Regions from separate parts of the Homo sapiens genome. Here region 2 is linked to region 1. The links are chromatin contacts, found by Hi-C or POLR2A ChIA-PET in ENCODE. All regions are on one chromosome and are shown on one strand. Each heading gives the region's core, a stretch centred on a gene start or an enhancer-like site at or near the end of the contact. The rest is flanking DNA. Distances are from core to core; before and after follow the strand shown. Region 1 holds the start of PCBD2 (pterin-4 alpha-carbinolamine dehydratase 2). Region 2 holds the start of BRD8 (bromodomain containing 8).

The links. A loop is a pair of places that touch in the nucleus more often than their neighbours do. ChIA-PET counts read pairs that join two places held with the same protein, here RNA polymerase II (POLR2A). Pooled maps may share reads with other maps.
Region 2: a loop to region 1 is called in a pooled map, with 7 times the contacts of the local background. The contact joins the promoter of BRD8 here to the promoter of PCBD2 in region 1. A Hi-C loop is called at or near these places in 2 of 50 pooled maps. POLR2A ChIA-PET finds 5 or more read pairs at or near these places in 2 of 52 experiments (CD4-positive, alpha-beta T cell and WTC11).

Annotation. Positions count from the first base shown.
Region 1 is chr5:134,902,935-134,908,829 of GRCh38, reverse strand. It overlaps PCBD2 (pterin-4 alpha-carbinolamine dehydratase 2), which reads right to left and starts at 3,699. Exons shown (of 4, transcript NM_032151.5): 1 at 3,607-3,699. The coding sequence starts at 3,690. RefSeq lists enhancers at 2,616-3,201, 3,202-3,786 and a silencer at 3,384-4,143.
Region 2 is chr5:138,173,985-138,179,879 of GRCh38, reverse strand. BRD8 (bromodomain containing 8) reads left to right here and starts at 1,250. Exons shown (of 27, transcript NM_139199.2): 1 at 1,250-1,284; 2 at 2,213-2,309. The coding sequence starts at 1,266. KIF20A (kinesin family member 20A) reads right to left here and starts at 768. Exons shown (of 19, transcript NM_005733.3): 1 at 678-768; 2 at 35-220. The coding sequence starts at 199. RefSeq lists enhancers at 939-1,108, 1,249-1,298, 1,006-1,300.

The DNA of each region.
Region 1 (5,895 bases), core at 2,450-4,949:
CTAATATTAAGAGAGGAAAAAGATTTTACCTTTAGACAACTTTTTCTATGAAGAAAAAAATACTAATAAATCAGTTTTCTAGTTTTTCTTCTTTGCTAGGTCGGCTATTCTTCCCCACAACTAACAAAAGGAAAGAATGAGAGTACCTTTTTTTTTTTTTTTTTTGAGACCAAGTCTTGCTCTGTCACCCAGGCTGGAGTGCAGTGGTGTGATCTCAGCTCACTGCAACCTCTGCCTCCCAGGTTCAAGCGACTCTTCTGCCTCAGCCTCCTGAGTAGCTGTGATTACAGGTGCATGCCACCACGCCCAGCTAACATTTTGTATTTTTAGTAGAGACAGGGTTTCACATGTTGGCTAGGCTAGTTGCAAACTCCTGACCTCGAGGGATCCGCCCACCTTAGCCTCCCAAAGTGCTGGGATTACAGGCGTGAGCCACTGTGCCCAGCAGAGAATACTTTTTAATTAAACAAAAATATGCAAAAGCTTGTTGTTAAAAACCACTTACTAGATTAGTTGGGCATGGTGGCACACGCCTGTAATCCCAGCCATCCAGCCTGGGCAACAGAGTGAAACTCTGTCTCAAAAAAAAAAAAAAAAACATTTACTAGGGCTGGGCACAGTGGCTCACATCTGTAATCCTGGCACTTTGGGAAGCTGAGGTGGGAGGATCATTTTAGGCCAGGAGTTGAAGACTAGCCTGGGCAACGCAATGAGACCTCGTCTCTACAAAAAAATTTTAAAAAATAGCCGGGTGTGGTGGACCATGTCCATAGTCTCAGCTACTTGGGAGGCTGAGGTGGGAGGATCACTTGAGACCAGATGACTGAGGCTGCAGTGAGCTATGATCACCACTGCATTCCAGCCTGGGCAACAGAGTGAGACCCTGTCTCTTAAAAAAAAAAAAAAAAGTCCGGGCGTGGTGGCTCACACCTGTAATCCCAGCACTTTGGGAGGCCGAGGTGGGTGGATCACGAGGGCAGGAGTTCAAGACCAGCCTGGCCAAGATGGTGAAACCCCATCTCTACTAAAAATACAAAAAATTAGCTGGGCGTGGTGGCAGGCGCCTGTAGTCCCTGCTACTCAGGAGGCTGAGGAAGGAGAATCATTTGAACCCGGATGATAGAGGTTGCAGTGAGCCGAGATCGTGCCACTGCACTCCAGCCTGGGCAACAGAGTGAAACTCCGACTCAATTAAAAAAAAAAAATCAAAAGAGATTCATTCATCAGTTTTCCAGTGACAGTTCTGAAAAACTTACACATACATCTATCATAAGAAATCTAAAATTCTTGGCCAGGCGTGGTGGCTCATGCCTGTAATCCCAGCACTTTGGGAGGCCGAGGCGAGCAGATCACAAGGTCAGGAGTTCGAGGCCAGCCTGGCCAAGATGGTGAAACCCGTCTCTACTAAAAATACAAAAATTAGCCAAGCGTGGTGGCACGCGCCTATAGTCTCAGCTACTCAGGAGGCTGAGGCAGGAGAATCGCTTGAACCCAGGAGGCAAAGTTGCAGTGCGCCAAGACCGCACCACTGCACTCCAGTCTGGGCAACAGAGCGAGACTCCGTCTCAAAAAAAAAGAAAGAATTCTGAAATTCTTATTAAACACTTATTTTGTCAACTCAGAGAATTTTGGAAAAGAAACAGAATTATGTGTGTCCACACTGAGTAGCTGCAAAGAAAACCATTAAACATGCTGCCTGTAATAAGGCAGGAACCTGGAGTCTGTAGAACACACTGAGCTGTTTTCTCTGAGTGCTGGACCATCCACATCCCCGCTAAGATCAGTGGTATGCACTTTATGCCCACAACAGACACCTGCCCAGCAGCAGGGACCACACCCAGGACTGGGAAATGGAGCCACTTCATCTACATAACATCAAAGGCCCCCATGAGGGCACATTCACAGCAGAACCCTTGGTGGTGGGCTTAATTTTTTCAGGGGATGGGGGGTAGGCTAGGATTTGAAGAGAGTAAACTAGATCTAAGGCCTAACTTTGTTACTTTTAGCTGTGGGATACTAAACTCCGCTTTTCTGAATTCCGGGATCCTTCTGTCTGTAGTGGGGATATTATAATATCTACCTGCCAAGATTTTTTGAAAGGCTTAGATTACAGATCTTGAATGTGAGGGTACCTAGCATTGAGCCTGGCATGGGGCAGCGCTCAAATCATGTCTGTTGACTCATTCCTTCCCAGAACACCCTAATCTTACTGGATCACTAGCACCTGGGGCAGAGTACGCCTGAAGACACGCCTAGGTGACAGTAGGCACTCAACTTGTGTTCTCCCCTTCGTGGACAAGAAGCGGCGGAGTGCCTATCTTCCTCCGTCTTCGAGCTATTTTAAATTTCTTCTATTACAGCACTTTGGGAGGCCGAGGAGGGTGGATGACGAGGTCAGGAGATCGAGACCATCCTGGCTAACACGGTGAAACCCCGCCTCTACTAAAAATACAAAAAAATTAGCCGGGCGTGGCGACGGGCGCCTGTTGTCCCAGCTACTCGGGAGGCTGAGGCAGGAAAATGGCGTGAACCCGGGAGGCGGAGCTTGCAATACGCCGAGATCGCGCCACTGCACTCCAGCCTGGGTGACGGCGTGATTCTCCTTCTCAAAAAAAAAAAAAAAAAAAAAAAAAAATTCTTCTATTAAAGAATTTCAGGCCAGGCGCAGTGGCTCGCGCCTGTAATCCCAGCACTTTGGGAGGCCGAGGCAGGTAGATCACCTGAGGTCAGGAGTTCGAGACTAGCCTGGCCAACATGGCGAAAACCCCTCTCTACTAAAAATATAAAAAATTACCTGGGCGAAATGGCACGCGCCTGTAATCGCAGCTACTCGGGAGGGTGAGGCAGGAGAATAGCGTGAACCCAGGAGATGGAGGTTGCAGTGAGCCGAGATCGCGCCACTCCACTCCGGGCTCGGCGATACAGCGAGACTCCGTGTCGAAAAAACAAAACAAAACAAAACATTTCAAACTGAAATGGGCGGTTAAAATGCAACTTAAAATGAGATGGTGAGTTTAACGCACCACTTTTCCACTAGGTGGTGCTGCATGTTAAAACTTTCCCTCCATTTACTCCAAAATATTAATTTCTACAGCAGGAAAACTGACGGCCCCTTGGAAAAGGAAAGAAAAGTCAATATGTCACCAAAAAAGACAATTTATTAATAACTCCTCCAAAACCTCTGTGGGTTCCCCTTGGAGTGAAGCGCGAGCAGGGAGCCGCCATAGGGAGCCAGGCCCGCAGCGCCGTTCGTCCTCAGCACAACGAGCGGCAGCGGGCACCGAATTGTTCTGCAACTACTTTTCACATCTGCCTTTTGTAGTTGCTGAACAAAATTCGTTCCCATTTGTTTCCGGTTGGCAAGTTCGTAGGCTTCGGCGGAAGTGTAAAGTCAAGGGCAAGTGGCGGAGGCTGCGGCCACCCCGGTCTCTGAGCGGCGCACCGGACAGGTGGTCAGTCCCGGGACGCGGTGACCCGACGCCCGAGCTCCAAGGCTCGGCCCACGCCGGGTTCGCCCCAGTCCCGCTGGTCCCTCAGCCGACGCCGCCGGGCCTCGCACCGCCCCCCGACCCCGGACCCCCACCCACGCGGCCGCTGTGCACTCACCATGGCCGCTAGCCCTAGGCTCTGGCCTCGCAGCGCCGCCAACAAGCGCCGCGTCGCCCCGAGCGCCCCGAGCACCGCCGCCATTGGCCGTCTGCCGAGGGCTGCCCCGCGCGCTGCCTGCCGGCCGCCCACAGCCGCCCCCGACCCGACCACGCCCAGCTACCGCCAGCCCTGGTAGTCTCCCTGCGGGGCTGGCCCGGAGCGGGGTCTGTGTGTGGGAAGCGCCCAGCCTTCCCGCGGGCACAGGCGCAGCCCGGACCCCGAACACCCCCAGGAGCTTCAGCGGTCGCCAGCGCCCTTGGCCGCCAGGTGGACTCTGCGCGCCCCACAGCCGTAGGCCCAGCAGGCGCGCGCGGTCCCCGCCCCGTGCGGGCCCGTCGCGTCTGTGCCCGGGACGCAGGTCGCCCGGCGCGCGCTGGCCTTGCCCTCCGGTCCTCGCTGCGCTAGGAGGAACTTCGCCCAGCCTCGGGCGCCGGCCTCCTCCGCTTCGCGGGCGCTAGCACCGAGCTGGGCTCCCCGCTTGGCGGCGCTGCGCGCAGTCCATGCGGGCAGGAGGATGTCGTAGGCCAGGGCGGGGCAGTTGAGCGGCGGGGCTGGGGCAGTGAACCACGGCAGTTCCCATCGGGGGCTCCTAAGTCTTGCAGTAGTGGGTTCGAACGCAGCCTCTGTTCAGTCATCACGCAGCTGCCAAGTTCTTGAGCCAGCTGGCTCGTCTGGGTTTGCCTGGACCAAAAAGTGTGGAAACCCGGCCTGTAATCCCCTCCCAAACGTGTCCGTGCCCTGTTTACCCCCAGGCTCAGCACACAGTAGGAGCTCTGCAGACAGCTGTGAACAGATTTAGGTGAATCTTTTCTTGTATCATTTTTGGGGAGGTATTCTTTCATTCTTTTTTTTTTTTTTTTTTTGACTTTTTTGAGATGTAATTGACATACTATTAAGAATACTCACTTGTATCTTTTTTTTTTTTTTTTTTTTTTGAGACGGAGTCTCGCTCTGTCGCCCAGGCTGGAGTGCAGTGGCGCGATCTCGGCTCACTGCAAGCTCCGCCTCCCGGGTTCACGCCATTCTCCTGCCTTAGTCTCCCGAGTAGCTGGGACTACAGTCACCCGCCACCACGCCCGGCTAATTTTGTTTTTGTATGTTTAGTAGAGACGGGGTTTCACAGTGTTAGCCAGGATGGCCTCAATCTCCTGACCTCGTGATCCGCCCGCCTCGGCCTCCTAAAGTGCTGGGATTACAGGCGTGAGCCACCGCGCCCGGCCTCTTTTTTGTTTGTTTTTAACTGAATAGTTTAAGCAGGCCAGGCATGGTGGCCCGCACCTGTAATCACAGCACTTTGGGAGGACAAGGCAGGAGGATCACTTGAGGCCAGATGTTCGAGATCTGCCTGGGCAACATGGCAAAACCCCATCTCTATTAAAAATACAAAAATTAGCCACGCGTGGTGGCACGTGCTGGTAGTTCCAGCTATCCGTGAGGCTGAGATGGGAGGATGGCTTGAGCCCGGGAGGCTGCAGTGAGCTGAAATCACGCCACTGCATTCCATCGACAGCAAAATACCCTTTCCCTCACCCCCCTCAAAAATAAAAAAAAAAGTTTATGCAAATTAATAAGCAGTTTTGCAGAGGATATGGCAAAATATTTTTTTTAAGAACAAGAGTCCATTTAACTTCAACTTAGCAGTTATTAGCAGTCCATCCATATGGACCTAGAAAAAATAAAGCATTTTGCCTCAAAGTAGCCCAAAATTCACGGGCTTCTGTTCTTCCCATTTGCCCACTTGACAAAATGTAACCATTTCGCCGGGTGCAGCGGCTCATACCTGTAGTCCCAGCACTTTGGGAGGGTGAGGCGGGTGGATCAATTGAGGCCAGGAGTTCGAGACCAGCCTGGCCAAAATGGTGAAACCCCGTCTCTACTAAAAATACAAAAATCAGCTGGGCATGGTGGTGCGTGCCTGTAATCCCAGCTACTGAGGAAACTGAGGCAGGAGAATAGCTTGAACCCGGGAGGCGGAGGGTGCAGTGAGCTGAGATTGCACCACTGCACTCCAGCCTGGCAACAGAGCAAGACTCTGTCAAAAAAAAAAAAGATGTAACCATTTCAAAAGCAAAACTCGGGAGGAATCACACTGGGGGCCCTTATCAAATGTTGCTGGTCCTAAAGAATTAAAAGTTATATTTCCAACATTTACATTGACTGTTTATGATCATGAAAACTACTACTCAGATTCGCTCATTAAAGTAAGAACTAAAAAATGAACCAGTGGATGTGAGTAAACAAGTGAAC
Region 2 (5,895 bases), core at 1-2,500, 3.3 Mb before region 1:
ACTTTCCGCCCCAGCCACTCCCCAGTTCCTTTACCTGCTGCTTGTCCTCTAGGGAGGTAGAGACGACAGAGCAGTCTGATAGCAGGTTCTTGCGTACCACAGACCCCAAATCTGCAGCTGTGGACTCAAACATGGGAGAAACTACGACATCGTCATCGGACAGCAAGCCCGCTGGCGGAGAAAGGATCCCTTGCGACATGACGGCAGGGGCAGCCTAGGTCTAAAAAGAGACCAAAAAGTGGGCAGGGAGAAGAACCTTTAGGGACAGAAGGGGCCGCGAATTTTAGGTAATAAGTCCCTTGCCCCAGGACACCGTGTCCCGCTTCCTACTTCTTTTCCCCTCCAATTATCGGCAAAGGGGAAGGGAATGAGAGAAGTTCACTTAATGAACAATTGAGAGAAGTTTGAGGCGGCATTTCTGAACGCGAACAGAAGTCCACAGACATCTGGCTCCAAAAGCAGAAGGCTACGCCTAAAGTAGGGCACCTCGCCCGCCGGTGCTGTGGAGGTGGTGTCAGGATCCCTCGGCTCCTTCTCTAACCTCACCCCAAGGACCACCGTGAGAACAGAGATGCAGCATTAAGAGAAAAACAGATGGCTGCAGCTCCGATTTCTTAAAGCCTATTCCGCGCGGGCAAGAGCTGGTAACCCGGGCTCCAGCACAGCCGCACACTCACCCGAAGACGTGCCACTTGCTCCTCCTGGGATACTGGCTTACTCACACCTAGTCGCCGAAGCTGGACTTTCGCAGCCGCAGAGCACAACTCCGCCCACGAGGTGCAGCTTTGTTACAGATACAATATTTTAAATTACGCGCTGCGTTCGTTCGGCCAATCAGATAGGGAAGCCTGCAGCTACCAATCCGCGTAAGGAAAGGGGGCGGGCCTGACTGGAATTCCAGTCGTTCGCTTCTGCTTGACCTCTGAGTTCTAATGTGGGTCCGGGTTACCAACTGTCGTGGATTCGCACTTATTTTGCCTGGGATTCTTCCAACTTAACCTTTTTCCTTGAACCTTAGACATTTCTTACCTAAGAGCCTAAAGGAAATCTTGAGGCTTCAGCAGCCAACTCCTGTCCTTCCTTAGCAACAATCTTAACAGGAGTGCACAGGGTAACTGGTTTAGGGTGCTTGCTTTGTCTTAAGGGGAAAAACGACATTTCCCAGGAGGCACCGCGAACCAACGCCGGTACACTATTTCCCAGAATTCCAGGGTTTCGGCCCTTCCAGACCGTCTCTCCTCAGGGTTGGAGACTTCGGGGCCAAGATGGCGACGGGAACGGGCAGTGAGTATCTGAGCAGGTTTTGCGTGAAAGGCCTTTGTAGATCCGAGGCTAGGCACCATATTTTTGTTACACGCTTAGGGAGTGGGAGAAGTGGGTTGCTTGAGAGCCCAGGGTTTTCAGAGACCTGCGCTCTACAGCATCGTGAAGACCAACGTTTGGGGGCCCAGAAATCTGGGGTCTTGTTTCTCAGGGAGAGAGCGGAGGTGTGAGAGAAGCAGCTTAGTGAATCCTAGTGTGTTAGGAACTCTGCGGGTTAACCGTAAAAGCACTCTAGAAACTTGGGCGTGCAGACGAAAAGATGTTATGAGCCAGACGGAGTAACCGGCACCTCAAAGAGCCATTCATTTTTTTGTCTGACGTTTGTGAGGCAGTGGAAGTGGGGTCTTTTAACCATGAGCTTTTCTTGCCACTCAGGAAATTGCATCTCGGGGATTTCAGCCATTTTTCTTTTTTTGGACTGAAAAGCTCTTTTACCCCCGACATTTGGAGTAGAGGATCTGAGAGAAGTAAACAAGTTTATGCTAAGAGGGAGGCGGGGTAGTAGGAGGGGCTGGCCGCTCGGGTTCCTGGGAAATAAGCCCTGAATAAGTTCAAACTGGAATAAAGTCCAGTATTCTTAAAACTGGGCTTTTAGGGAGAACTGCCTAATCTGACATTCCCTGTTTCTTAATAAAGCGGAGCTTCAAGCCATGGCGTTTTAAGAAATAAAATGTTAATAATTCACATGCAACGAATAGGTACCCCGGTCACTGGTGATATTTCACTTGGAGAGGTGAAAATCAAGATTTGGTTATAGTAGCTCACTTTGTCCTAACAAGTTGGGATGTTTTGTATTAGGCTTTTAGTCCTCTTTTTGGGGATTTTGGAGCTTAGCACTACAGTCTCAGTGGTTGTTTCCAAGGCTTTTTTTTTTTTCTCCCTTTCCCAGAACACAAGCTGCTAAGCACTGGCCCCACAGAGCCATGGTCCATCCGAGAGAAGCTATGTTTAGCATCTTCTGTCATGAGAAGTGGCGATCAAAATTGGTAAGGTATCTAGGATGTCAGCTTTTCTGGGTCTTAGAAATTGTTAGATACTCTTTCACATCGGTAGATTTCTATAGTTAATCATATTAAGCTGTAAGTAGACTTTCTTTTCTTTTTCTTCTTTTTTTGAGACTGAGTCTCCTTCTGTTGCCCAGGCTGGAGTGCAGTGGTGCGGACACGCCCAGCTAATTTTTGTATTTTTTAGTAGAGACAGAGTTTCGCCATGTTGGCCAGGCTGGTCTCGAACTCCTGACCTCAGGTGATCCCCCCACCTCGGCCTGCCAGAGTGCTGGGATTACAGGTGTGAGCCACTGCGCCTGGCCATGCCTGGCTAATTTTGTATTTTTAGTAGAGACGGGGTTTCACCATGTTGGCCACGATGGTCTCAATCTCCTGACCTCATGATCTGTCCGCCTCGGCCTCCCAAAGTGCTGGGATTACAGGCGTGAGCCACTGCCAGGCCTATTTTTTTTTTTTTTTTTTTGAGACAAGATTGCACTCTGTGGCCCAGGCTGGAGGGCAGTGGTGTGATCTTGGCTCACTGCAACCTCCATATCTCAGGCTCAAATGATCCTCCACCTCAGCCTCTTGAGTAGCTGGGACTACAGGTGCACACCACCATGCCCAGCTAATTTTTTTTATTTTTTTGTAGAGATGGGGGTTTCATCATGTTTCCTAGGCTGGTCTCGAACTCCTGCGTTCGAGCGATCCGCCCAACCTACTGGGATTACAGGTGTGAGCCACCAGGCCAGCTGTATTTCTTTTTTTAAACAGCTTTATTGAGATATAATTCACATACTATAAAATTAACCTACTTAAAATGTACAATATAATGGTTTTTAGTATATTCACAGTTGTGCAACCATCACCACAATCTAATTTTAGAACATTTTATTCTAAGAAAAACCCCTTACTCCTTAACTGTCAGTCCATGTTGTCCCCTCCTCACCACCCCCAAGCAAGCACTCATCTACTTTCTATTAATTAATTAATTAATTTGAGACAGAGTCTCACTGTCACACAGGCTGGAGTGTAGTAGTTAGATCTTGGCTCACTGCAACCTCCGCCTCCCAGGTTCAAGCGATTATCGTGCCTTAGCCTCCCAAGTAGCTGGGATTACAGCCATGCGCCACGAGTGGCCTGGCTAATTTTTGTATTTTTAGTAGAGATGAGGTTTTGTCCAGGCTGGTCTTGAAGTAATGCACCAGTCCTGGCCTCCAAAAGTGCTGGGATTACAAGTGTGAGCCACCATACCCAGCCAACTCTCTTGTCTCTGTAGATTTGCCTATTCTGGATATTTCATACAAATGGAATGATACGTGCTCTTCTGGACTTTTTTTTGTTTTTTTTAATCACTTGACATAACACTTTTTAAGGTTCATTCTTATGTAGCATGTATCAATACTTAATTCCTTTTTTAGCTGAATAATAATCTGTTGTATGAATATACCAAGTTTTATTTATCCATCACTTGATAGACAATTGGGTTGTTTCCACTTTTTGGCCATTATGAATAATGCTGATGATGTGCACATTCGTGTACAAGGTTGTGGACAATGTTTTTAATTCTCTTGAGTTTTTTATTCAAGGAGTGAAATTGCTGGGTTATGTAGTAACTTTATTATGTTTGACTTTTTTTTTTTTTTTTTTTTTTTTTTGCAGACAGGGTCTCACTGTCACCCAGGCTGGAGTGCAGTAGTGCGATCGTGGTTCACTGCAACCTCTGCCTCCTGGGCTCAAGTGATCCTCCGGCCTCAGCCTCCTGAGTAGCCGGGACTACAGGCACATGCCATCACCCCTGGCTAATTTTTGTATTTTTTGGTAGGGATGGGGTTTTGCCATGTTGCCCAGGCTGAACTTTTTTTTTTTTTTTAATTTAAATATTTATGTTTTTGTAGAGACGAGGTCCCACTATGTTCCCCAGGCTGGTCTCCAACTCTTGGCCTCAAGTGATCCTCCCAGTTTAGCATCCTGAGTAGTTGGGAATACAGACCCTTGCCACCATGCTTGACTAATTTTTTGTGTTTTTTGTCACTTGTTGCCCAGGCTGGTCTTGAACTCCTGGGCTCAAGTGATCCTCCCACCTTAGCCTCCTAAAGTGCTAGGATTATAGGCGTGAGCCATCACTCCCAGCCTAGAACTATCATCATTTTACCTTTCTCGGTATCAGCCCCTCACCCCCTTTCTTTTGAATCATCCATTATGAATTTAACTCTCTTGCCACATTTATAAACAATTCAGTACTTTGCTGATTGTCATGCTTCCTAGCATTTTTTTTGTTTGTTTTTTAAATCTAATTTTTGAAGTAATATGTGGCCACCATAAAAACAAAAACACTATATAGAAAGCAATAGCAACAAAGAAATGGGTTAAAAACTTAAGTTTAAGGCCGGGCGCAGTGGCTCACGCCTGTAATCCCAGCACTTTGGGAGGCCGAGGTGGGCGGATCACAAGGTCAGGAGATTGAGACCATCCTGGCTAACACGGTGAAACCCCGTCTCTACTAAAAATACAAAAATCAGGTGTGGCGGCGTGCGCCTGTAGTCCCAGCTACTCAGGAGGCTGAGGCAGGAGAATGGTGTGAACCCAGGAGGCGGGGCTTGCAGTGATTTGAGATCGTGCCACTGCACTCCAGCCTGGGCAACAGAGCAAGACGCCATCTCAAAAAAAAAAAAAAAAAACTTGAGTTTATTTTTTGTCACACATACAGGAAGTCTAGGCAGTCCACAGCTCTCATAGCAACTTCACAGTGACATTAGAGGCTCAGGATATTCTCTTTCTGTTCCACCTTCCTCAGTGCATAGTTTATCTTCTGGTTATCTTATGGTTCACGGTGGCTGCTTGACCTTCAGCTATCACATCCTTGTTCCATGCAACAAGAAGGAAGGGGGTTGGTAAGAAAAGTCACATCTCTTCCCTTTTAACAACTTTTTTGTGATATAATTGATGTGCAGTAAACTGCACCTTTTTTTTTTTTTTGAGATGGAGTCTCTGTTGCGCAGGCTGGAGTGCAGTGGTGCAATCTTGGCTCACTGGAACCTCTGCTTCCCAGGTTCAAGTGATTCTCCCACCTCAGCCTCCCGTGTAGCTGGGACTACAGGCCTTTGCCACCATGCCTGGCTAATTTTTGTATTTTTTGGTAGAGATAGGGTTTTACCATGTTGGCCAGGCTGGTCTTGAACTCCTGACCTCAGATGATCCACCTGCCTCGGCCTCCCAAAGTGCCGGGATTACAGGCATGAGCTACGACACCCGGCCAGTGCACACATTTAGAGCATAAGACATGGTATTTTTGAAATATATATACATTTGTGAAACTATCCACAATTAAGGTAATTATTATAGTATCCATTAACAGATGAATGGGTAAAGAAAAAATATATATGTATACACACACACACACACACACACACAATGGAATACTGTTGAGCCATAAAAAAGAATTAAATCCTCCATTTGTGATTCCATGGTTGAGCCTGGAGGATAGTATGTAAAGTGAAATAAGCCAGACACATAAAGAAATACCATATGATCTCAGTTATATGTGGAATCTAGGAAAAATTATAGACCTCACAGAACTAGAGAA